Linked DNA regions of Mus musculus: regions 2, 3, 4, 5 and 6 are each linked to region 1. A link is a loop called in an ENCODE intact Hi-C map of the cell type or tissue named here. Cell type or tissue: heart. All regions are shown on one strand. Region 1 overlaps Shb (src homology 2 domain-containing transforming protein B). Region 2 overlaps Gm46852 (a long non-coding RNA gene). Region 3 overlaps Shb (src homology 2 domain-containing transforming protein B). Region 4 holds the start of Slc25a51 (solute carrier family 25, member 51). Region 5 overlaps Shb (src homology 2 domain-containing transforming protein B). Region 6 overlaps Shb (src homology 2 domain-containing transforming protein B).

What was found. Hi-C counts contacts between places; a loop is a spot of excess contacts. Peaks named below come from ENCODE experiments on the same cell type or tissue, not always from the same donor. Only the 100,000 strongest peaks of a DNase experiment are listed, where the experiment ranks them.
Region 2: a loop joins it to region 1, with 5 times the contacts of the local background. A loop is called at or near these places in 29 of 42 quality-filtered maps.
Region 3: it touches region 1 in a loop (2.6-fold over the local background); 19 of 42 quality-filtered maps call a loop at or near these places.
Region 4: a loop joins it to region 1, with 3 times the contacts of the local background. A loop is called at or near these places in 17 of 42 quality-filtered maps.
Region 5: it touches region 1 in a loop (2.7-fold over the local background); 8 of 42 quality-filtered maps call a loop at or near these places.
Region 6: it touches region 1 in a loop (6-fold over the local background); 13 of 42 quality-filtered maps call a loop at or near these places.

Annotation. Positions count from the first base shown.
Region 1 is chr4:45,525,703-45,529,702 of GRCm38, forward strand. Shb (src homology 2 domain-containing transforming protein B) reads right to left here. Exons shown (of 6, transcript NM_001033306.1): 1 at 3,860-4,000. Among named protein-coding and RNA genes, the nearest start is that of Shb, 3.1 kb to the right of the region's middle. In heart, a CTCF peak has its summit at 2,365 (motif pointing left); DNase peaks (open chromatin) are centred at 2,089, 2,899, 3,579, 3,689 and 1 weaker place; H3K4me3 peaks cover 2,547 bases; H3K27ac peaks cover 2,085 bases.
Region 2 is chr4:45,416,172-45,420,171 of GRCm38, forward strand. The region is part of intron 2 of Gm46852 (a long non-coding RNA gene); the gene reads left to right. Among named protein-coding and RNA genes, the nearest start is that of Gm46852, 8.8 kb to the left of the region's middle. In heart, CTCF peaks have their summits at 2,320 and 3,891 (motif pointing right); DNase peaks (open chromatin) are centred at 2,230 and 2,597; H3K27ac peaks cover 951 bases.
Region 3 is chr4:45,433,840-45,437,839 of GRCm38, forward strand. All of the region lies in intron 5 of Shb (src homology 2 domain-containing transforming protein B), which reads right to left. Among named protein-coding and RNA genes, the nearest start is that of Gm46852, 26 kb to the left of the region's middle. In heart, a CTCF peak has its summit at 2,329; a DNase peak (open chromatin) is centred at 2,342; H3K27ac peaks cover 2,193 bases.
Region 4 is chr4:45,407,895-45,411,894 of GRCm38, forward strand. It overlaps Slc25a51 (solute carrier family 25, member 51), which reads right to left and starts at 872. Exons shown (of 3, transcript NM_001009949.3): 1 at 801-872. Gm46852 (a long non-coding RNA gene) reads left to right here and starts at 1,496. Exons shown (of 3, transcript XR_001784277.2): 1 at 1,496-1,583. In heart, a CTCF peak has its summit at 1,642; DNase peaks (open chromatin) are centred at 207, 997 and 1,617; H3K4me3 peaks cover 1,827 bases; H3K27ac peaks cover 1,664 bases.
Region 5 is chr4:45,451,090-45,455,089 of GRCm38, forward strand. All of the region lies in intron 3 of Shb (src homology 2 domain-containing transforming protein B), which reads right to left. Among named protein-coding and RNA genes, the nearest start is that of Gm46852, 44 kb to the left of the region's middle. In heart, no CTCF peak of the experiment used is centred here; DNase peaks (open chromatin) are centred at 1,652 and 2,478; H3K27ac peaks cover 1,526 bases.
Region 6 is chr4:45,470,825-45,474,824 of GRCm38, forward strand. The region is part of intron 2 of Shb (src homology 2 domain-containing transforming protein B); the gene reads right to left. Among named protein-coding and RNA genes, the nearest start is that of Shb, 58 kb to the right of the region's middle. In heart, no CTCF peak of the experiment used is centred here; DNase peaks (open chromatin) are centred at 1,487, 2,087, 2,437 and 3,507; H3K4me3 peaks cover 495 bases; H3K27ac peaks cover 3,924 bases.

The DNA.
Region 1 (4,000 bases):
AACTTCCTGCAGAAGCTCAGACCAAAGATTACTGCACCCTTAACCTCCACCCCCTCCCCCACTCCACTTGCTCACATGTCATCTCTGAGCACAAAGATGGAGACTAAGTTATGTTAGGGGGGAATTCGGAACAGGGAAAAGACTCTTTTTCAAGAATGACTGTAAGGGAAAAAAACATCCCATTGGAGATGTTGCAGTGGAGGAGTGGGATGTGGCCAGGTGATGTGCCCCAGGACTCACTAACCTAGGAAAAGAGATGGATAACTTACTCGTGCAAAAGAGGAAAGGGTTCAAGTGTGCAGGGCAGGAATGGGACCCCAAAGCTGAATCATGTTTGAACAGCACTGGAAGATGGCTGCACAAGCCAGCAGCAACACTGCATGCCACACGAACTCTCATTTTGGGTCTGGGATTAAAGCTGACACCGGTGCCGGTGCCAGCCAATTCTCAAAAGGCAACATCAGGAGGCTAGGCTGCCCCAGGCTAAGTGGGATTTTCCTAAAGCTATAGGTAGGGCCTGAAGACAGGTTTAGGGATGTTCAGAGCTGGATCACAGTAGGTCTGGCCTCCCAAATGCTGTCTGCTAGAAATAATGTGAAAACCAGATTGCCATCTGACTGCCAGATGGGGAGGTACTGGCCACATACTGAGCTGGCGATGGGCACCTGCAGCCTGTATCCAAAGTGGTCCTGGCCAGAAGACTGGGGAATTAGGTGGAGAAGAGCCATCATGGCAACAGGGTTGCCAAAGTGGGACCCAAGACGAGAAAGAGCAATCACCCAGACACTTATCAAAAGGCTAATTCTCAAGGCTCCCACGAGCCTTAGAGTTGGAACAGTAAGAATGTGAGAGACAGAGGATGGGAGAGATGCCGTGAAGCATTGTGGTCTAACCATGGACAGCCATCGCACTCACGGACTCAAGGCAACTATGGTCACCCACACAAGACCCGTACAAGATCAAGCCAGTCAATAACCATTCCAGCATGGGTCGGAGGTCGCTGGGGAGCTACTGGCAGCTCTTAGGGAAGCTTGGGGGAGCAGGGGTTGCAGTGGGGGGTGCAGCTGGTACTTTGCCCATGCCCATACAGGCAGCACTAATTTGACTCAGTAGGTGATTTTTTTTTAAAAAGGAGATTAAGGTAGGAACAGCAAGTGTGTGTGTGTGGGGGGGGGGTAGAGAGGGAGTGGGGAGCAAAGAGTGGGCGTGATCAAGATACATTTGCATCTATGTAGAAAGCTGTCAAAAAGTCTATAAAAACAAATGTGTGTAGGGCTTTAAGAAGTTGCAGAGGAGGGGTGAGGATGGAGGTCCTTTGGTAGAATTGCTTACTTAGCATTACAAAGCCCTGGGTTCAATCTCCAGAACTGCACAAAACTAGATGTGGTTCATACCTGTAATCCCCACTGAGAAGTGGTGACACATGCCTTTTATCCCAGCTCTCCGGAGGCAGAGGCCAACCTGGTCTACAAAATGAGTTCCAGAACATCCAGGGCTACACACACACAAAAAAAACCCTGTTTCTAAAAACAGGAAGGAAGGAAGGAAGGAAGGAAGGAAGGAAGGAAGGAAGGAAGGAAGAGGGAGGAAGGGAAAGGGGGACTGAAGCCCATCTTTGGCTACCTAGTGACTAGGGTCAGCATTGTTTTAGTCTTATCTAGAAAGTAAATAAAGCAGTGTCCAAGCCAGCCTTCCAAGCCAGCCAGCCTTCCAGGACACTCTGTCTTGCAACCACTCCCTTGCTGCCTCTCTTTCTCATGACAGAAGGAACATCTGGTAACATCCTCCCTTGTCTCCCAGAAGAGACCACTTTTAAAAGATCAAAGCTTCAACATGAGAAAGGAAAACCATCCCTGAGAGAGTGTTTCTTTAAAACTGTATCTCTTACCACCATTCAACTCAGTTTACCTTCCTTGGCCCAGGCCCTGCAGCCCCTCTCCGGTCCTGTCCAACTCTAACCTCTCCGTTCCAACCACATAAGACTTCATACCTGCAGTTCTCTAAGCACCAGACACTTCTCCAGCCATCCCCTGATCACTCCTGGCTCCAGGTCAACAATGGAAACCCCATTTAACACCAGGCCCCATCACAGGGTGCCCTCTGTCACAGCACTCAACACAGACATACCCTGCTCAGGATCCCCCTTCCAGCACCTGGAAGAGGAGAGCAAAGACCCATGGGAAATATTGTGACAATGTAGCCAAGTCTTAGGCACACTTGACATTCCAGCTACAAAGTATGATTACTATGCATCTGTAAGTCTTAACTCTAATTGGGGGGAAAAATGTTTACAACAAATTTGAAAGCCACACAAAGATTTCTGAGAGCAGGCTGAACCACAAGCAGTAAACAAGGAAAGTCTGCCCCCTGGGGGGCAGTGGTCTTGGGCAACTAGGGATGCTGAGTCAGGTGAGGTGGGCTGCAAACCTCTCTGGAAAGCTCTCTCCTCACTTTCATATGGAAAAGCTCAAAGCTCACCCAGTGAGCCCACCACATATGAAGCTGCAGGAAGCTTGACTTCCAGAAAACATCAACCACAAGCCCAATAGCTCAGCTCTTCTCAGGGACATCTCTCCTCTTGTACCCTTGGTGACTGTATGAGTCACCAGGGCTTCCAGCTCTCTGTTCTCAGTGTGGCATCTTGGATACTTGGGAAGCACAAAGAGTATGCGTTTCCAAGGTGTGTGCCCACACCGTTCCTGGGGACATAGGCTCCTTCAGGCTGCTCATACCATCCATCCTGGGCAGACAATGCAGGATGACCCCAGGGAGACCAGACAGGCAACTTTTTCAGGAGGGCATATCCTTCCTCACCTCTCCCATAAAGCAAAAAGAAGCCTTGCCAAGCACCCGCTGACAGGTAGGAAATGTCTCCCTGCTAGGCTAGCCAATCTCTATCAGTCCAGGCAAAAGTTTGAGCTTGCAAGGAGAGTGTGGGGAAGAACGCAGGCAAAGCAGGGGCCGGCCAGCCAAGCAACCCTGCCGTGAAGATCTCTCACTGGGCCTCAGATTTAATCAAAACACTGCCTCAGCGAGAAGTGGGCAGAACAAGTATTTTATGGGGGAAGGGAGGTTAACTCAGGAGTGTGAAGGGAAGGAAGAGTAGAGGGGCCTGCCTGTAATTAACTCCCTTGTTATGAAGCAGGGAACAAGATGGCCTGATAGATTCGGCAGGGGATTGCCACAAAGGCTTCTCATTCCCGAGACGGTACTACAGGGATGGAATCAGGAAAGAGAATGAAGTGGGCAGAGAAGGGTCTCTTTTTAGCAGACTGCCTGCGGAGCTGGGGAGAGCGGGTGGGAAAGGCCAGATGGGTAAATTCTCTGGGAGGACGAACCTTAACACCGGAAAAGCCTGCATGGGGGTTCCCAATATCGCTCTAGTACAAAAGGCCGCTTGGCTTCGGAAACCTGGCACGCAGAGTGGGACGTTTAGAAGCATTTACACACATACAGATATTCTGGGACAGCCAATAAGGAAATCTACGACCCGGAGATTCCCTTTCCCATTCTAGACCTCAATTCCCATCTGCATCTGGGAGGGGGACCACTACAGGGACCCCGGGGTAAACGAGAGTAAATGCTCTTTTAGGCCAGCCGCTGCTAACTTTACTGGGGGAGCCGGAAGGGCTGGCTGGGTCTGTCTTCTGGGTAGTTAGACGGGGTGCTCTCGCTCTGGCTCTGGGATCCGCAAGGGTGCGTTTGGGGAGCAGGAACCAAAGAGTCGGAGTCTAATCACCATCTGGCAAAATGAGCGCTGTAGCCTAGACCCCAGGATGCCAGAGCAAAGTTGATGCAAGGGATGGGAAACGTGGCAGTGCCTCAGTTCCCCAAGCGCACCAATAGCTTTGGAGCTTACCTTATCTTTCTGACCAGCTCCGGTCTCCTCGGCGGAGCACTTGTTGAGCAGTTTTTTGCCTCCGCAGGTCGTCGGGCTCCAGGTACGGCCGCCAGAGCACACGCCTCCCGGAGGGTCCCCCGCAGCGCTCGCGCTCTCCAC
Region 2 (4,000 bases), 110 kb before region 1:
GTCCCCACACTCATAGTTTTGAAAGTCTCTGTGTCTTGTAGACCTTCTAGCCATTGAGGTTACATGGCTGCCATGACCTGGCTGATGAGGACATCCCTGCGTGTGTAACACTCCTGATAACCCTGTGGAATCTCTGACTGGCTCACATAGCTGCAGAGGCAGAGTGTGAGCTAGGGGTGCTGTGTCCCCCCTCCCTCTCCCCCCCCCGAGAATCAAGGCTCTTCTCTTCCCTCCTCTGCTTCTGTACCCATGAGGGCACAGCTCTTCTGAGTGTCTCCAGGTCTCCCAGCCCCGGCTCACACTGCCACTGGGCAGAGGAGCTACTGCCAGATGGAAGTCAAATGCAAAGGCACACGGAGCCAGCCGGCGGCAGCCAAAGGGATGGATCTGGTTCACCTAGTACCTTCCTGTACTGAGCACTGTATGCTACCAATGCCTTAGCTGGGGACAATTAGTCACCCCCACAACCTAAGCCCAGGCCTCTCCCACTCAGCACCCGCTGGAACTTTAGTTCTCTGTTGGGCGGGAACTGCTAAGCCTGTTGTCTCACTTTGTAAGCAAACCTGAGTTTTTAAGGAAAAGGTCTTCAGCTTCAGATGTAACCAGGAAGCTTTTGTTTAGGGGCGTTTTCAAATATTCAGTGGAAAGCCAACTGCTTCCCAGGAGGACAGAGGCACCTGCAGATGGGTCCACTCTCTCACCATAATGCCCTTCTGTAGATGGGTCCACTCTCTCACCCATAATGCCCTCTGTACACTTCTCTTGGAACAACAACAACAACACAACACAACCAACCAAAACCAGAAAAACAAAACAAAACAAAAAACCAAGCAGAAAATTTCTGAATGAAGATATTTCCTCACAGGGCTGGCTATATAAAAACTTCAATATAAGTTAAATAAATTAAAACAGTTTATCACAAGCCGATGGGAAAAAAAGCCTGTGCCTTCAGGGATTTAATAACAGAAAGAAAAAGGACAGGGCCCTCTTAAGTGGAAAGTGAAGGGATGAAGCCTGTGGTGGTTTGTATACACTTGGCCCAGGGAGTGCCACTCTTAGGAGGTATGGTCTTGTTGGAGTAGGTGTGTCACTGTGGGCATGGGCTTCAGACCCTCATCCTAGCTGCCTGGAAGTCAGTCCCCCACTAAGCAGCCTTCAGATGAAGATGTAGAAATCTCAGCCCTTCCTGCACCATGCCTGCCTGGATGCTGCCATGCTCACACCTTGATAATGGACTGAACCTCTGAACCTGTAAGCTAGCCCCAATTAAATGTTGTCCTTGTAAGAGTTGACTTGGTCATGGTGTCTGTTCACGGCAGTAAATCCTAAGACAAAGCCACAAGTGCAGAAGGGCTCCATTTTGCTTCAAGTAAAACTACTATACTTGTGCCTGGAAGACAGGGGCGCTTCTTCAGGACAGGAAACTGCATCACTGACAGTAATTGTTGTCTTCTTTACATTTTTCTGAAATACGAATGTAGTTTGTTGAGAACATTTGAGTTTTATAATCAGAAGATTGAGAACTTGGGGGAAGTGCCACACGAGGATGCTATGAGCTGAGCTGTTTCTCAGGCTGCTTGCTCTCTCCCACCAGCCCTGTTTCCCCTCGGCCTTGCTCTCCCCAACTCAACCCTGCTCTTCCCCCTCAGCCCTGTTTCCCCTCAGCCTTGCTCTCCCCAACTCAACCCTGCTCTTCCTCCTCAGCCCTGTTTCCCCTCAGCCCTGCTCTCCCCCATCCCGATCCTCCTCCCCCCTGATCCTCCCCCTCAGCCCTGCTCTCCCCATCTCAACCCTGCTCCCTCAGCCCTGCTTTCCCCACCTCAACCCTGCTCCCTCAGACAGACCTGTTTCCCCTCAGCCCTGCTCTCCCACCTCAGTCTTGCACTCTCCCCTGATCCTCTCCCTCACCCCTGCTCTCCCCACTCAGACCTGCTCTCCCCCCATCCTCCCACTTCCCCTGCCCTCCCCCTTACCCCTGCTGTACCCCCTCAGTCCTGCTTTTTTCCTCAACTAGTGAATCTTCACAGCTTTGTGAGGGTGCACTAAGGACTGGGAGCTGCAGTGAGAGGCAGGCAGTATCTCAGCTCCACTCAGGAATTCCTGTACCTGGGTTGCCTGCCGACCTCCCTCCTGTAAGAGCCACTTCAGATCCTCTTCCTGTCTCTCCAGCTAGATCACCCGTCACCCACCTCTTCACCCTGGCAGCCACTCACTCATCTGTTCGCCCCCCCCCCCCCCATCTCTTCCTCCCAGGGGTTTAGTTTTACCTCCATTTTGCTTTTTCTGAGGCTTGACTGTAATGCAGACAAAAGGCACACGAGGGCACCAGAGCCATGCTGGTAATGGCCACCCGGTTAGCCTTCTTTGGAAACTGTCCTCCAAAGCAGAGGAATGGGAGGGGGGGGGGATGGAGGGGGGATGGCAAGCCTGAGGGGTTCCCACTCAAGAGGGAGACAGTGAGGGGAAAAAAATCCAAACCAACCAACCAGCCGCCACCACCACCAACAAAACAGCTCACAAACTCAGATGACTCCGTCAGTCCCACCCCAGCGTCCGAGAATGGCAATGGCCAAAGCGATTCTCTAAGCTCCTGGCACAAGGATCCTAGAGGATCCACTTGCCCTGAGGCTTTGGCAAGCCTCTGTCTCTCTGGTCCTCTAGCTCCCTCCACCCATTGCTTCTGTGAGGAAGACGTGCCTTTCCCTCCTCAGCTGGCCCCACCCACAGATCTGCATCTGTTTTATGCTCCATGTTTGTTACACACACACACACACACACACACACACACACAATTTGTTTGTATATCTATGTATACACATACATACAAACAACTCCCCCAGAGGCTGTAACACACACAAATATGTACACATACACATACAAACACAAACAAACAAAAACTCCTCCAGATAAGAACAGTGAGGTAGTGAGGTGAAGTACTTTCCTTCCTCTTAGGACATCTGGTTGCACATCAGTAGCACTTGGGTCTTGGCTAAGCCCAAGAACATTTTCTGTCTCTAGGTCCTTGTGCTAGGATTTGCCCTTTCCAGACCAGCATTTCCTCTGTGTGCGCATGCGTGCATGCCTGGGGCCTACCATTGTGCGGAGGGAGAATGAGTCCTAGGGAGGTCTGTTTTGGGAGGAGGCAAGGTTACACCCTTGAGTAGGAAAAGCAGGTGGGTTCTCCCCCGGGAGGTGAGGGCCCCTGTCACACTAGGGCCCTCAGTGCTGCTCTGTATGTGATGGAGGGGCTTTATTGCTTCAGAAAGATTCTAGGCTGCAGAATGATGCTAGCATGACCATAGTGTCAGGGCAACCGATGGAGTGGCTCAGCAGCAGACCACTTGTCTAGCATGCTCAAAGCCCTGGGTTCCATCCCAGCAATGCAGGCTCCTGTGCCTGTGTGCACGCGCGCGGGCACACACACACACACACACACACACACACACATACACACACACACACACACACACACACACACACCAGCATCCCTAGCACTTCATAATATCAACCTTCCATGGAGGAAATGGCCCTTCCTTTTGTCATGGCCTGGTAATTTACTTCCAACAAAGCCCCAAGAGACCAGGAAACAGCACTGCAGTGCCCTGTCCAAGTCTCCTGTTGGTTCTCACACCTGATACCTCTACCTGGAACAGCCACACCCCTCTAAAGTCCCTTGTGAACTCTTGCTTCTTCTCCAGGGCCCACCATGCCCTGACTGTTGTAAACAGACCCAGTCACCCATGTGTCCCTGCCTCCACACCCCTGCTATGACCTGTACTGTGTCCAGTTATTTCTTGTTTATTTTTCCCACCCAGGAAACCCCCCAAGTCCAGAGGTGGGGTTCACTCACCTCAATATCCACCAGAGAGCACTCAATGGATGTCAGCTGAGTCCATTTTTTTCCATTTAAGAAGCACATAAGGGACCCAGCTGCCTCATCTAGAGGGAGCTAGGGTCCTTCTCTCCTGAAACTGTCCCTTTGAGGGATGGCATAGCTCAG
Region 3 (4,000 bases), 92 kb before region 1:
TAAATCTCTAGCTCTCTGCTCCCTAATGGAATTGATTTCTGCCTTGATACACAACAAAGCCTCCATTTTATTATTTGGCCAGGGTTTGGCCACATTAATTATGGTGTTCCCCCCCCCCACCCATGGCTGCAAGTAATTAGTTTCAGTTGCTCACTATCAGAACTGACTGGCTGCCTGTTAGAACTGCCATTCCCACAAAGAGTCAACCCTGGAGGGTGTTTTGGATTTGGAACCATTCAGGACAGAAAAGATTACCTCCACAGGCTGAAAAATGGGAACTCAGAAGGGGCATGCTGCTCTGTGGGGACAGAACACACTAGAGGCCCACATCACAGTCTAGGCCTGAGTGCCAGTCAGAACTCATGCACCATCCAGCTTGTAATCACGGTCGCTGGCACCATTCCACCTCCCTCGGAGGACACAGCCTTTTCAAGTTGGTTCCCAACACCAGTGACCAGGTACTGCACAAGACTCCAAGGTACACGGTGGGCGCGTCCCCTCATGGAAGGTTATGTCTGGTACACTGCTTGCTTTTTGGCCAGCCGAGATGTGGTGATTGTGCAAAGGATGCAGGGTTATGAGTGCCGGCGGCCGGCACGGCTACAGATGAATAACCCCGACCCTCCTGAGCCGCTGATCTTGAAAGCCAAAGTGGGGGTGACCCAGGGAACTGCTCCCACTGGGCAGGAACGCCAACTTTCCTGTTTTTTTCCTTTCAAATCTGTTATGGTTTCAGTCTGAAATTTGTCTCTCCCACAGGCGCGTGTTTTGAACACTTGTTCCCCAGCTGTGTTGGGATGCTATGAAAACCTTGTGTGTTTGGGGGAGGGGGCTGAGCTGGAGAGGGGGGGTCACTGGGAGTCAGTCTTTGAAGACTGCACCCACCTTGGTTCTACCTGGCTCTGTTTCCTAACCCTCAATGATGTGAGCACCTGGGTCACCCCCACTCCACACTTCCCCGCCATCACACATGAGCGGCTCTGCTCTCTGCCGGGGACTGAAACCACAGAGACAAAATAGCCATCTGTCCCTACAGTTGTTTCTTTCTGACACTGTGGTCACAGTGACAGGAAGGCTAACACAAACTCTGTATATCCCATAAGGCCCTGTCCACATGCCATCACCTGGAGGAAGTCCCCTAACACCCCACCAGAATCCTTCTCTTCTGTCTGCTTGTTTGCATCTGGGCTAAGAACGTGGCATGAACCCCACACTTGGAGGCCATCAGCCACATGTGGATTTTCAAAAGGAAAACTTTCAAAAGGGGTGGGGGAAAAAGATACTTTATTTAAAGCATTGTTAATAAGTCAGCTTTGCCAAACCCAACTCAGTCCTACAGTCCTCCTGGGTGAAGTAATCTTAGAGATAAACGGGGGAAAGCCCAAGCCTGATTAAAAGTGGCAAGGGCCTTCTCAGGGTTGCAGGTGTGGCGGGAGGTCTGGCTGCTAGGGGGAGGGGCTACCTGGACATGAGCAGGTTTGAGGGGAAGTGCCAGGATGTGCATGCATGCCTGGGACCCCCACCTCCCTCACAGCCAAAGCCAAATGGAGCTTTTACAGCTTTGAGCTATGGCAGCAAAGGGCTATAAAACCTGCTGCATGATTTTTATAATTCTGCCTCAAATACCAAGAGCGTTTATGAGGAAAACAAGAGAAGGAAACACAGTGCTGGTGAGGCTCAGAAGGGTCATAACCTTGCAGACTATGGAGGTGGGACAAGACGATGACAGGCTGCTGGCAGAGTCTCTGTCACCTCCTGACTCTGCTCCAGCTGACAGGGGCCTAGGGAACAGTTAAACCCTGTCTATAACCTGGGGTCTTACTGTATGCAACGGTGGCTCTGGGCTCCACTAGAAGCTTCAATTATGGCTGATGGGATTTGTTGTGGGAGCTCTGAACTGTTTACACGGTCTAACTCCCCTATACACCCCTGGCTGAAGCCAGCACCCAGGCTGCGTGACCCCCTGCATCTCTGCAGCATCTCCACGTCACAGATGAGCACAATTCCATAAAGTTCCCATGCCCTTATGCAAAGGTGGGATGCCTGATCTTCTGGCTCCAAGGCTCCTCTTTCTCATGCAGGCAACATTCTGCAGCTGTCCTCATGGCTTCTCGCCCTATAACATCCCAGGGGATGTCCCTGAAGGCCCTGAACAACCATTTCCTGGATGGCTCTGGCAAAATTTCATTAAATACATTATGTTAACAAACTGGTATGAGGGTGATTAGAAAGAAATGTTCTGGTTTGGAGAGATCAGCCAGCCTCCAAAGGGAAGTGTCCAGGACATGGAATCTTCCTGGTGACGAATGGGCAGTTGGAATGCCTCCCCTGGTGGCTGAGCCACACAGGCAGATGAAGCAGGCTGATAGGAGATAATTAAAAGCCTGCTGGAAATGTAATCAGGGTGGGTCAGATGCTGGAGAGGACTTGGGAGGAACAAAGGGAGGATGGAGCAGGCTGGGAGGAGACAACCATCACCTCCTAGCACAAATCTTGCGGACGGACGGATGGACGGACGGACGGACGGACGGACGGGCAGTTCGAGGCAGAATCGGCATAGCACACACCGCCTCGGGGTCTGCATAACTGGAGGGAAGTGGGGAGCCGTGTGTCTGTATGTGTGTGGGGAGCATTTTCAAAGCCAACTGTACCTGATCCCCTAGCTGCTCAGAAACTTGGCCACAGCCCTCAACTTTACCCTTCCTTCCCCTGTTTGTCACCCATCCACCACCTGTCCTTGTCCTTCCCTGAGTTGGTACAGCTGCCTCCCTCCTGACCTAGCATATATCCACCGGCAGAAGAGCTATGCAGGCACTCCACCCCTGTGAGCTTCCTTGAGCCTCTGTCTGCTACCAGACACCGCCAGTTTCCAAGACACACCTCCACATTTAGTTGAAGTGAATAACTGTGTGTGTGTGTGTGTGTGTGTGTGTGTGTGTGTGTGTGTGTGTAGAACAGAGATTGGGGTCAGGCAGAATGCTTCGCCTGCCCCTGGTTACACAGCCTAGCAGAGCAGGTTCCTAGCTAAGCTTGGCTTCCCCCACTGTAAAGGGGGAAGGAGGGTTGCATTTCCCTGATGGTGCTGAGACTGGACTCAGAGGAGGAAGCAGAACCCTACCCCCACCCCATCCTAAGCCAGCCATGGGTTAAGAGCCGGACAGAGGAGCCCTGTTTTCAGGCCCCACCTTAGGTCCCAGACCCTTTATGTTTTCAGGCTTTGACATGTTACAACTGCCTGGAAAAGCTGCCAGAGGATGCCTGACCTGGGTCCTGCCAGGAACATCTGGAGCAGTCCTGGTAAGGAAGGGGGGTCTTCTGCTCAGATGGACCCCACAGGGCAGAAAGAATGTCAGGATGCATTAAAATCTGAGCTTCACTCGCAGCTGTGGCGTCACATGACCTCTGCTAGCTGCAAGAATGAAAGCTTTCTGGTGGCACTGTCACAGAGGGAGAGCTACACTTTAGGTGCCCACCCCCTTTCTAGTGTTCCCCTTGTCCCACCTCATGGTGGGGTTTCAGTAATCCAGAGCTATTCAGCTGGACACGTCCCACCTGCTTTGCTGGGGAATGCAACCTGAGGTCTGTCTGAATCCCCTCCCAAAGGGAAAGCCAGGACTGCTACGTCCATCTACCCAAGGGTAGTGCAGGATGTGAAACCACTGCTCTGAACCAGCCTGCACCTTTTCTACCTACCACACGACCCAATTGTTGATGTACAGGCTCTGGGGTCTGGAAGGTGGCTGGCTGCAGGTGGAGGGCAGTGGCAGGCAAATGTCTGCTGGCTTGGCAGGCACATTTCCCGCATCCTTCCATTCTGGAGGACAGCTGCACACTTCAGACTCAGCATTCTCCCCCAACCCCCCATAGAAGAGCGCTAGGGTCCCTTTGCCTAAAGCTGCACTTCTTAATTACCTGCTTCCTTTAACCTTCCAGAGGGAGAGAACACACAGCACACTGAGCAGAACATTATCTTTTCCTTTAGCGGTCCTGAAAGGACAGG
Region 4 (4,000 bases), 120 kb before region 1:
AACCCATTATCTTAGCTTCTATCTGACAAAGGAGACTAGAGTCAATTCTTGTCAGAAGTGTCATGTCGCCCTAAGAAACGCTAAGGGTGACGACTCTGGTTTCTCATGTGCCCTGGATCCGAGTCTTCAAATCCTTTCAAAGCAAAGGCGCCGGAGATCCATTTTGGTACGGTAACTCCACACACAATTCATTCTGCTCAATAGACAACAGGTAAAAACTGACAACCAGAAGGTGGGCACTAGGACCAGCTGGGCAGCCTGTAGGGGCCAAGACAAAGGTTAAGCTAAAAGTCGTAAACATGGCCGAGGCGCTGCCATCCTCTACCTAAGCTAGCTACAACAATCCGCACAGAAGGGAACAATTGACGCCCGCCCACCCACCCGCCCGCCTTAGACTCTTTCCTGCGTGATGAAACATGGTGCCTCGGAACGAGCATTCTCCAGGCTTCCATCTGCCCACTCGGGGAGGACGGAGAGGCGCTGGGCGGAATGGCCAGCACCACCGGATACCACGGGCCGCCGCGATCCCGCGGGTGGCAGACAAAGGGAACCACGGGCCACCGCGATCCCCCGGGGCCTGCATCTCCCGAGCTGTGGGCGCCTCCCTGCCGGAGCGCGCCGCAGCACCACAGGGCCCTCGGCCGGAGCCGGGCCGCAGCTGCCGGGACCCGGACGCGTGGAGAGCGCAGGACCTGGAGCTCGGCAGCCCGCGACCCTGCTTCAAGCCTCCCTTCTCTCTGGCCCGAAGCTAGGGCAGCACAGCGGCCTCCGCTCCCCACCGCACCCCACCCAGGACTCACCCACGGCCCGGGGCGCAAGCCCGCAGGACGGCTGGCGAGCGAGCCCGCGCCCGCGCAGGCGCAGACTGGTCCGACCCAGGCAGGGGCGGGGCGGGGCGGGGCGGGACGTCGTCGAGCCACGTGACCAGGGCCCTGCCTCGCTCAGGGTCTGGGTAGCGCTATAGCTGCCTTGTACTGCGTCCGGTCCGGTACTGACTCTTGTCGCACCTTTTGCCAGGCTGTGGGGGTGCCGCTAGTCTCCCCGCCCCCCTGACTTAAGCTGAAGTTATACGGTGGCCTCGTTGTTCCACAAAACAGCAAGCGCGTCATTTAGCGTGTAGTCTGTTGAGATCCAGGGCTGTAGATAGCGCGTGCGTGGAGGCGCGAAAGCTTCTGATGAGGCGATCTCAAAGCTTGGTGGAGAGCTCTTTGTCACCGCACTTCACAGGACACCTGAGTTGTACATGAGGTCATACAGCTAGCCTCTTTTTCCTTAGATGCACACACAGTTTGTGGAGTCTTGGAAGGAGAACCCTGCTGTGAGTTAGGAGAGCCGGGTCAGAATTATAGCCGTGACATCCCTTGAGTGACTTTTGGCAAGTTATTCGTCTCTTCCATGAGTGGGTTCCTCCATGTTGTGACATTTGAACAATGGTTCTGATTTGCAGAACCACAGGCGATAAATGTCAGTGGACAGAAAGGACAAAGTCAGCCTTCGTGGGCAGGCTCTTCAGCAGACTCCTGAATGTGCGACCAGCTTGCCTCTTAGGACTGGGATTATCTCACCATTACACACCGTTCCAGGTGGGTGACCCAGCCTGCTTAGTGTTTACAGGTTTCTGAAGCTGTCGGAAACCACGCCTCCTAGGCCACGCCTTCTAGCGTCAGCAAACGGGAGTGTCAATCTTGGTATTTCAAAGCCTCCTTTAAGGAAGTTTGCCTAGAGATCCAGTCAATGAGTTCCTAAGAGGAAAAAAAATTACAAAACATTTCTTTTTTAAAAGAAAATAGATTTATTCTACTGTTAGCACATGTGTATAAGTACCCAGAGAGGCCAGAATAGGGCTTCAGATTTCTTGATCCTGGAATTATTAAAGGCTGTGAACTGTCCCATGTGGGTGCCAGACTCAAGAAGAGTATATGTTCTTTTCTTTTTCTTTTTCTTTTTCTTTTTCTTTTTTTTTCCAGAGCTGAGGACCGAACCCAGGGCCTTGTGCTTGCTAGGCAAGCGCTCTACCACTGAGCTAAGTCCCCAGCCCCTTTTTTTGTTTGTTTGTTTGTTTGGTTTGGTTATTTTCGAGACAGAGTTTCTCTGTATAGCCCTGGCTGTCCTGGAACTCACTCTGTAGACCAGGCTGGCCTCGAACTCAGAAATCCACCTGCCTCTGCCTCCCGAGTGCTGAGATTAAAGGTGTGCGCCACCAACGGCCCGGCACAGTGTATGTTCTTAACTGAGTGACCAAGCAACCTCTCCAGCACCCAACCCTCAAGTCTTAAAATAAGTTCCTGATTTTGGGTTGGGCCACACTGCTAGTGTCCTCTGCCACACGTACAGTCATGGCTCCCTGAGGAGGTGCCAGCTGTGCAGCAGGTACCTCCAAGGGAGGTCAGAGTCTGATGGACCCAAAGCCTACAAAAGCAGAAGTATGAGAGGCTTTCCCCTTGAGAAGGTGTGGGAACAAAAAAACGGGGCCCGGGGGAAGTGGGAAAAGGGAAAAAAGGCCCACACCCCGCCAGAGTTTCCCTATCCTATGACCACCGGGGTTCAGACCTCAGCTCGACTGGAGACCAGCCTGTCTGTGCAGAGCCCAGTGCCCCACAATAAGGAACCAGGGACAGATTCATGGGGTAAGAGGTGTTTGAACTGGGCCTCAGGGTGATCTGATGGAATATGGGCCAGAGAAGGAAGTCACCTCAACAGTGGGAGGGAATAAGACAGTAAATGCCAGATAGTGGGCCTGTTAGTGCAAACCTCCCTCCCCTGTCATAAGCACAAGGGACAGGTTTTTGGATCTCATGGTTTAGAACAACCAGGCAACAATTGGGGAAAGGGCATTTACCTCAAAATTATGTTTGCCTTGGCTTCTGTGAATTTCTATTCAAATGTATTATTCAAAAAGCAAAGAAACCAGGCAGGTATCCAGTGTGTTCATAAGCATAAATAATTAATTTCAGATTAGAATGGAAAGGTTATTCTCCTGTGTGTGTGTAGGGGGGGGACATAAAGGGAAAGATTGGAATTAAACATACAGTTAGGGATGTAACCGACGCAGAAGAGTGTCCCTCCCTCCTCACCAGAACACTCGTGTCTGGATGGAGCCAGTGCGGTCCTGTCATGCTGCAGGCCACAGTGCAGGCCTCTAGCTTCTTCTCAGAAGCTTCCAGGGACTTTACTCACTGTTCTTGAAGATCTGTAAAGATGAAAGCCACCTGTTTTTAAATCTAGAATTCATCATCAGGATAGCTTTCCATATCCAGCCCCATTCATTATCCGTCTATCTTTTGTTGGTATCCTAAAACTGTTCTACCTCCACAGGGGCCTCGGACAGCGTCCTCTAACCCAGGTGTGTTTGTGTCATTGCTCAGCTTTGGGACCTTCCCAGGCAACCCATTTCTTAACTTGGCACACAGGACAGTCCACGGTCGGGCTCCTCTGCCTTGCTGTGACCTTCTCCCTAGCTAACCTTCTGAAATGCAGTCCTGGGCGACTGCTCATGTTTTGCAAATCCTTGTGTTCTATAAACCTTGTCCTTGTCACCATCAAAGTTTCACCCAACATGGTAGCCTGGCAAGGTCCTATTGCCTCTTCCACCTAAGGCTTTCCCTGGTCACCTTGGGCAAAAGTGACTCCTCTTGCTGCCTCTTCCCAGACACAGAGAGGTCAGAATGTTACGGTTGCCCAAAAAAGGTGTCTCTTTCCCACAAACAAATCCCAAGAACAGAACGTTCTGACTCATTCTTGGCTCTTCAGCTTAAAAGTTTGGCTCCAAAGGAAGCATAGGTGTTTGCCAATAAGCTGGAGGTGGTGGCACACTCCCTTAGCACTTGGGAGGCAGAGGCAGGCAGATCTCTGTAAGTAAGTTCACGTTCCAGGACTCTGCCAGGGCTATACAGGAAAACCCTGTCTCAAAGAGAAGGAGGAGGAAGAGGAGGAAGAGGAAGAGAAGGAGAAGGAGGAAGAAGAAGAGGATTGACAAAATAAAGCAGAATAAAATGCTGTT
Region 5 (4,000 bases), 75 kb before region 1:
GGTCTGTATGGCTGTAGAACTTGGCTCAGCTAATGTTGCAGGCTGCCATGAGTAGCCTTGAGCCTCCTCAAACCTAGGTTTCCCAGGCGGAGTGGGCACTGCCCTGGCAATCCTGCTTCTTCTTTCTGGCCAGCCTGCAGCCTCTGCTTATTTGTTGTCCGGCACAGGATCGAGCAGCCACTAGCAGAGGCAATGAGGTGAGGAGGAGGCAGTGTGCAGGGACAGGGGACTCTAAGCTGCCACAGATCCCTTCAGCCCCTCAGTGATAAACCAGGAGTTAGGACCAGCCTTCTCAGGAAACAGTATGGGATGCACAGGAGGGGCTGCGACAGTTATGGGTCTGTCTGTGGCTTGTTCACTGATGTCCTACTACTCTGAGAGAGACAGAAGGTGAGCCAACCTGTGCAGGCACCTTTCATGCAGGGCTCTGAATACAATGCCGGATGCCAACCTGTGCAGGCACCTTTCATGCAGGGCTCTGCATACAATGCCAGATGCCACCGAGAGCCAGGTGGGTGTCAGCATGTTGAGGAGGGGAGACTGTACACTGGTTTTGGAGGTGGGGTGGACTACCTACCCCAAGGTAGTTAGCACGTGTGCGTGACTAAAACTTCCCTTCTGCGGTGGCACACCCTCAGCTGCAGTGTTCCAAACCTGCATATACACTAAGCCACTGACTCTGAGAACCCACACCCCACAGATGCCAAGACGGAGCCCCACAGAGCAAAGGACCCTCTACTCTCCAGTGCGCCCCTCAGCCCTTCTTTTGCAAGACTCTTAGGAAATAGCCTCACACAGGTTTGCAATTGCAGGATCAAGAAGAGGCCTCTGGGGTACTTCTGCTGCCTCACAGGATGTGTGAAGACAAGAAGAGTGGGGGCTGGTGACTCTGAAAGGCTCAGAGGCAGGCCTTGAGCCTCAATGGTTCCAGAACACCAATTACATGGCTCTGCCTAGCCTGGGACGGTGAATACAGGATGGCAGTGCTCACCTCTGTCCTTTCATCTGTGACTGTGTCCCCAGAGAAAACACGGACAGCAGAGCTGAGTGCTGACCGCAGAAGACCTATGGAGCACCGAGGGTTCCACACCTGAGAGTGGCCATCTTTTCCACCACAGCTTATTCCCTAGCTGAGAACTATGGCGCTAGAACCAGGGTCTCCTCAGGCGTAGTCAAGGTCGGCACACATCTCCTTACAGGGCAACAGATATCAGAGCCCACAGCAGTAACAACAGCCACCACCTACCATTTAGTGCCTAGTGCCACCCTCAACCTGCAGGTGAGAAGACACAGACAATATGTCACTGTCAGCAAACGGCAGCTTTGAATCCAGACCCATGGCCCCAGCACCTGATTCCTTCCAGGGGCTCACCTGTCACCTGTTACTGGGAATCGCTCAAGGCTGAGGCCCTCTGTGATCTGTAACCTTTTCACCTGCAGACACCCACGAGCCTCCCAGAGCCTGGAGAAAGTGATTACTCCTCCATCTGCTGGTCCTAAGAGCAGGCTCTGCACTGGAGGAAGCGCCCGCCCACTGTGTGTGTCCATGCACTGCCCACTGCAGACAATGAGGAAGGGAGAGACAAGCCAGTGCTGGCCACAAACACAGCTCTCACAAGGCTCAGGGCAGTGGCTTCCTCCACAGACAGGAAGGACACACTTTCAGTTTCTTAGAGGGAATTCAGACATAGGCAGGAAGGGAGGAGGTCTGGCCACTGGCCACACGAAAGTAACCTCCCACTGAGGACTCCTTTGGCCTCATGTGGCCAGGAGACAGATGTCCAACACACAAGAGGACAGATGTGAGCACCAAGTACCTGCTGCCACACGGCCACTGGCAGAGCCTAGCCTGGAAGAGAGCGTGGGTGGGACTTGTGTGGCCAGGCCTGACTCAGTAACTACAAACTTCCCAGCACTCACTGGGCACCAGGCTTGAAGCTGGGTAAGGCCCCATCTGTGCACAGGGCAGGCGGAGCTTTGACCTCATGCGGCTTACAGTCTCCATCCCCATGGAGATCTCTGACCTGCCGAGCCGAAGGGCAAAGCCACTCACTGAATTCCACACAGGAAAAGAAGACGTTTGCAGAGACCCTTCTAACAGCACGTAATGGAGCTGGTGCTTTCGGTTTCTTAAGACTAATAAATGAACTCATTAATATGTCAGACAGAAAAACCAACCAGAGAAACCTGTCCCTCAATAATATCTAGCCAAAGGAGAGAGAGGTCCCTACAGCTCTAACCCTGCCCCCACACTTCCTTTGGTAGACCTGCATGTTAAACATTAATTACGGCTGTTACTCATTACACAGCAAAGAGCTTCCCCTACAAACACAATTGTTAATTTCCTCACAGGCCCAAGGCATTCTGGGAGGCCATGAAGGAGACAGGAGGCATTCTGGAACTCTAGAGAGCCTGTTGTGAGGCAGCACAGGGCTGGAGTGTGGAGAGCGCTGTGGCCAGGTTTGAGACTCCCTGTGGGACCCTCTGCAGACTCTGGGTCCCCAAGGAGGCACAAGGAGCAGGAAGTGTGAGCCATGCCCAGAGCACACAGCACCAGGGTACTAACTTCAAGGTATCTGCAGCTGTGGGGGCAATGACCAGACCAATGCTAAGGCCAAAGAGCAAATGGAGCAATTGCTTCCACCTCAGGGATCTCCCAAGCTACCCTGTACCAGGTTCAAATGAGGCCAATGCAACGGTGGTGGGTGGTGAAGATACTGTTCATTCAGATGGGCCCAAGTTCACTGCTATGGGACTGCAGGTGAGCTGCTGACTGTCTGAGTTTCAGTACGTTCATTTATGTTACCACAGTGAAACAACACCCACACGGCAGGGCTTGACAGGGTTAATTCAAACCAGGTTCGTAACCACTGCTCAATAAAAGCTGGCTTCCTGTCCATTCCTTCTTCCCCTCTTACCATACTGGGGTTCTTTTAAATAACTCAGCCAACTGAGCTGCCTCGGATGACTCTCACCTGTTAGGAAGCAGCCACACACACACAAGACATCACTTTCCCTTTGTCCTTTCAAAGGCCCTTGATAATGTAGAGGAGTCAAAACTCCAGAGGGGCTACCCACGGGGCACAGCACCAGCACCCCATGAGATTACCATGACAACGGTGCACCTGGCTGTTCTGGAACAGACTACCCACAGAATATGACAGGAGGCTCAGCCCAATCCAGGAGGCCGAGAGGGGACCGTTGTGTTAGGGGAGGTTTTCTGGAAGGGCTAACACTGGTGTCACCCGAGATGAGCTGTGACACCCTCCCTGGCTCCCTCATCCCCTCACCTGATGCACAGGATGTCATGAGTGAGTAACTGGAGGTTCTCCACGTGGAGTCCTCTAGAGAGCTGTGACTTCTCACACCTTGACACACACACAGTCAGGACTCAGGTGGCTGCCTGGTATGGTAACACCTTCTTCGGTGGCTTATTTGCAGCTCAAGTTAGGAAGACCAAACAGATCGCTTCTAACACAGGGAGAGGCAGAGGCCGCTTTCACTCAGACTGCTGGCCTGAGCCTCAGGTGGCATGCGCAGGAGTGAAGGCTGGGTAACAGAGGGGACGGGGACAGGGACAGCAGAGCTGCTTTCCAGACCTTCTGTCCCTGTTTCCCACTGCCAGGCATCATCAGGAACGAGCTTTGTAAACGAGGCCTCCAGGGCTCCGAAGCGCCTCTTCATGCAGTGCTGTTTTTTATATTAAATTAAACTTTATTTAATTTGGCAAGCCCTTCCAGAACTCCAGTAATAAACCTCACAGGCACAGCCCTTTAGGGCCCACACTGTCTTTTCATCCAGAGATCTCTGCATGAAAATCCATTGGTTTTCACTGGACTTTTCAAGAAGCCCACGCTACAAGACTTAAGAAAAATCACCACTTTTCGGATGGGAAAACTGAGGCTCGGGGAGGTGAGCAACCTGCCTGAGGTCTAAGCTGATGAGCTGGCAAGCAACAGATAAGATACACTGGCCTGAACTTTCAAAGGCAGACCAACTT
Region 6 (4,000 bases), 55 kb before region 1:
AGGCATTTTAAAGACCAAGCCATCTCCCTGCCCCTGTACTATACGTTGTAGTCCAGGCTGGCCGACATGATGCTTCTCTTTACCTGTCACCTTGACATAACAGAGAAAAGCCTGGAAGAAAGAGAGTTTCAGTGAGGGATCGTCCACACTGGGTTTGTGCATAGGGAACTGTTTTAAGTAAGTTAATTGACGTGGGAAATCCCAGCCCACTGTTGGTGGCACCATTCCTTAGGCAGGGTTTCCTGCAATGTGAGTGTGGAGAAATTACTGAGCAAATGCAGGAGGGCAAGCCAACAAGCACGCATGTGTTCACTTTTCTCTGTTCTTTATTGTAAATATAATACAATTAGCTGTTTTAAGTGCCTGTTGCCTGGTTTGCTCAGGACTGACTATAACCTATAAGTTAGGCTAAAATAAACATTTTCTACCCAAAGTTGTTTTTTGACCAGGGCATTTTATTACAGCAACACAGGGTATTTTACTTTATACAACACTCTATGCCTCAGCATCCCCAGTGCAGGGATGACAGCATATGCCAGAATCAAATGTTATGGAAACCGTAGATAGAATTAGGGCCCTGAAGCCTCGTCAATGCACACATGCACACACAGGCTCACACTCTCTAGGCCCTCCAGCAGCCACTGTATGCATTTCTAATCAGGTATGTACATCAGTGTGAGTGTTACAGACCACCCCCGGAGACAGGGTGAGGGACGGTGAAGGGACTGAGGTAGAAGCCCGAGGAGTATGCGCGACACAGTGCTCAAGATTTTCTGAAGCCACTGCCTCGTCCGTCGGGTAACCTAGTGAATAAGAAGGGTGGGGTGGGGAGAGATGCCTATTTGAGAGTGTGTGTGTATGTGTGTGTGTGTGATCACGCACGCTAAATCAAAAGAAAAGGAAAGTCAGGAAGAAAAACAAGCTATGCTAAAAATAAGGCAACACCAACACCATTGCCAGACAGAAAACATACGCTCAGCTTGAGGAGGGGGCGGATTGGGATAGAACACAGAATAGGAAGTTCCCACCTAAAAATAACTGGGTGGCTGGATGTGGACTCAACTTTGAGAAACAAGGCATTTGAGCTGTGAGCCTGAGGTGGAAGTCATGCTAGCAAAAGGGAGCACAGTACTCAGCTTCCTGATGACAGAGGACTGGGGTCAACTCTCAGTTCAGACCCCTAAACTTACAGGAACCTCACAGCATGAAGGCCTGTCTGAGGCTGAGAACTAGTGGGTGGAGGATGGGCTGAAGGACGAAGCTGGAGGGCAGGAGCCTGGCCAGCTCTACAGCAGACTGCACACAGCCCCGTCCCCTCTGGCAACTTCCTTATCTTCAGAGTGACCAAACTTAGGCCTGCTAGCCTTGTGGCTCACTCGGACACTGAATGATCCTCTTATAAACTGTTCTCTTTATGTCTGTGTTTACATGTGACTGCAGCAACACGACAACACAAGCAAGCAGAAGGCACACTGGGCACGTGGAGTGACCTCTTGGCCAGTTCACTTCTAGCTGGTGACCTTGGCAAGCCCTCTAACCTTTCTGGGCTTCCTGTAGCTTACAAGTGGATGACATCAGCAGGCCTCAGTGAGTAAGAAATAAGGTGCAAGAGGCACGGAGGCATTAGTCTCTTCTGCCCCTGCGTCCTGATTGGGTATGCACTGCTGTGGGGATCTAACCCAAGGAAGGCCTGTGTTTGCTAAGCAAGCACTCTGCTCCACCTCACCCAGCCTCCAACCTTGCATGACAGAGCAGATTCAAGTACAAATCAAACAACTACGTTTTTTCAGTGATGGACTATGGAGGCATACATATCCGTGGGTACGCTCTGGATCTGGATTCAACCCCTGGCTCTGCAATCTACCAGCTCCTGACTCGAGGGGCCTGCCCCAGCGGAGTCCTGTAGGCTCAGTTGTGGAGTGGGGAGAAAATTAATATCGACTTCATGGGGCTGTTATAAAATAAAACCAGACAAAGGATATAAAAGAGGCTTGTAAACCGTAAAGCCCCGTGCAGATGTTCCACATTAGGGAGGGATGGACACACACGGGCAGAGTCCCACAGCCTTGTTCCTAACTGACAGCTGGTACACATGACTCACACAGTCCTTTGGCTTGGTCCACATGAGAATGCATGCTATTTTATATTGGACAGAGCTTTTTTGATAAAGTCAACTTCAACCCCACAACTCGCTTTATTCCATATCTGCCTCCCCCCAAAAGGCAATTCTGTTTTGGGAAGACACAATCTGGTTCCCCAGGTTCAAAAGTTTGACAGTTCTGCCCCAAAGCAGCCCCAAAGCGAGCCCAGGAGAAAGGAGCACCTCGGCATTGCCTCTCAAACCCGCTGTCTAGAGCCAAGCCTCCCTCCCTCAGTGCTTCGTTAAGTACATCATCTGCTGGCGCTTGGCATGGTTCCCTGAGCTGGGAACTACAACCACTGATGTGCTATGACAGCTGAGTGCTGCTGCCAGACCAGCTTCCTCACCCGGCCCTGGGGGAGGATGGGGCTGGCCGGAGCCCGAGGGAAGGGCGGCAGCTGTCACGGTACAGCTGCCACCTCAGGCTCACTTCAGATTTCACTCACGTCCCCCTGACAAGGAGGCACCATGACCACAGGCCACATGACCAAAGACTCTGGCTTATCTTCCTCCTGATGCAGAGACAAAGAGGTGAGGGAAACCGCCCCCACCCCTACCCCCACCTCTGTCACCAACAACTTTTAAATTCCTGGGTGCAGAGTGCCTTTTCTCATGGATGTCTACTGCCACCAGACCGAACAGCTCAACCATCTGCCCCCTGCCCCTGACTAAGCAGCACCTCTGCTTTTCCAGAGCTCACCTCCAGCCCTGTCAGAGCTGGCTAGGCACCTGCTAGACATCCTGTGCCAAGCTTTGAGGACTGACAGAGCCTCCGAGATCTTTCTGGGGAGTCTCCTACTACCCTTCCTCCACTGGGGTAGGCTCTTGCCTAGTCTGCTTTTATCACAGACAATGTCAAATACATTAATAAAAGAAAGCATCACATGAGCAGCCGGGACGCCAAGAAAAAGGGGGGAAGGCATTTAGAAACTTCACAAACCCCTGCGAGGGGCTCACATTACAGGCTGACTGAACTGGCCAGTGCTGTGCCAATCCTACACACCCCACAGGGGTCACTGCCACCAGGGGTCCTTGAGTGTGCTCCACTCTACCTTCCAGAAGAACAGAGTGGGACAGATCATTCCAAGACCCAAATCTTCATCTCAGACAGATGCCTTTCAACATTCAGTTGGTTCCCATCCAACAGTTCCACCTAATAGGTCAAACCACTCTGGTTCCAGGGGGCTTTAATTTGCAACCAATTCCTCTTCCAGGTTCAGCAGGAAGTGCCTGCTGTTTAAAACACCCTACCCTCCTGCTGCTTGGAGACCCTAGACAAGTCAGACAACCTCAAATGGTAGCTTTGAAAAGTGTCCAAGCTGCCATGTTGTGTGCCCTACGCTAGTTAGGGGACACAGGTGGGAGCAAGGCGGGCAGCCACCTGCTGCAGCTGAGGTCTACCTGTCCACGGGGCTTGAGTGAACTTTTGAGCTCCCAGGGGACTGAGCTTCCCTTGACACCCCAAGTGAAACCTTCTGCATTTTGTAGGCTCAGCTGGGCTCCTGCTGAAGCCTGTTCATGGGGGAAACTCAGTTCCTGTGGATACTGGTCTTGAAGCTTGCCCGATTCATACATAGAGGGTCCCACTTTCCAAGCCTCAAAGCACGCAGAATCCATGATCAGACTACATGGGCCTATGTAACTGGAGGGCAGTACTTACATAAAGTGGCAGCTGGCTGAAAATAAACGTTAAGTCAGTAACCCTTGTATGTGGATCTAAAGCCCTTATCTCCAGGCCACGGGCTGGCTTCCCCAGCCCTTGAACACTGGACAGGCTCAGAGTGACAACCTCAGGGTGGTCACTGATGGACTGGCTCTAAGTCACGGTCAGCATCTGCTCCCACCCACCACCATGACCTT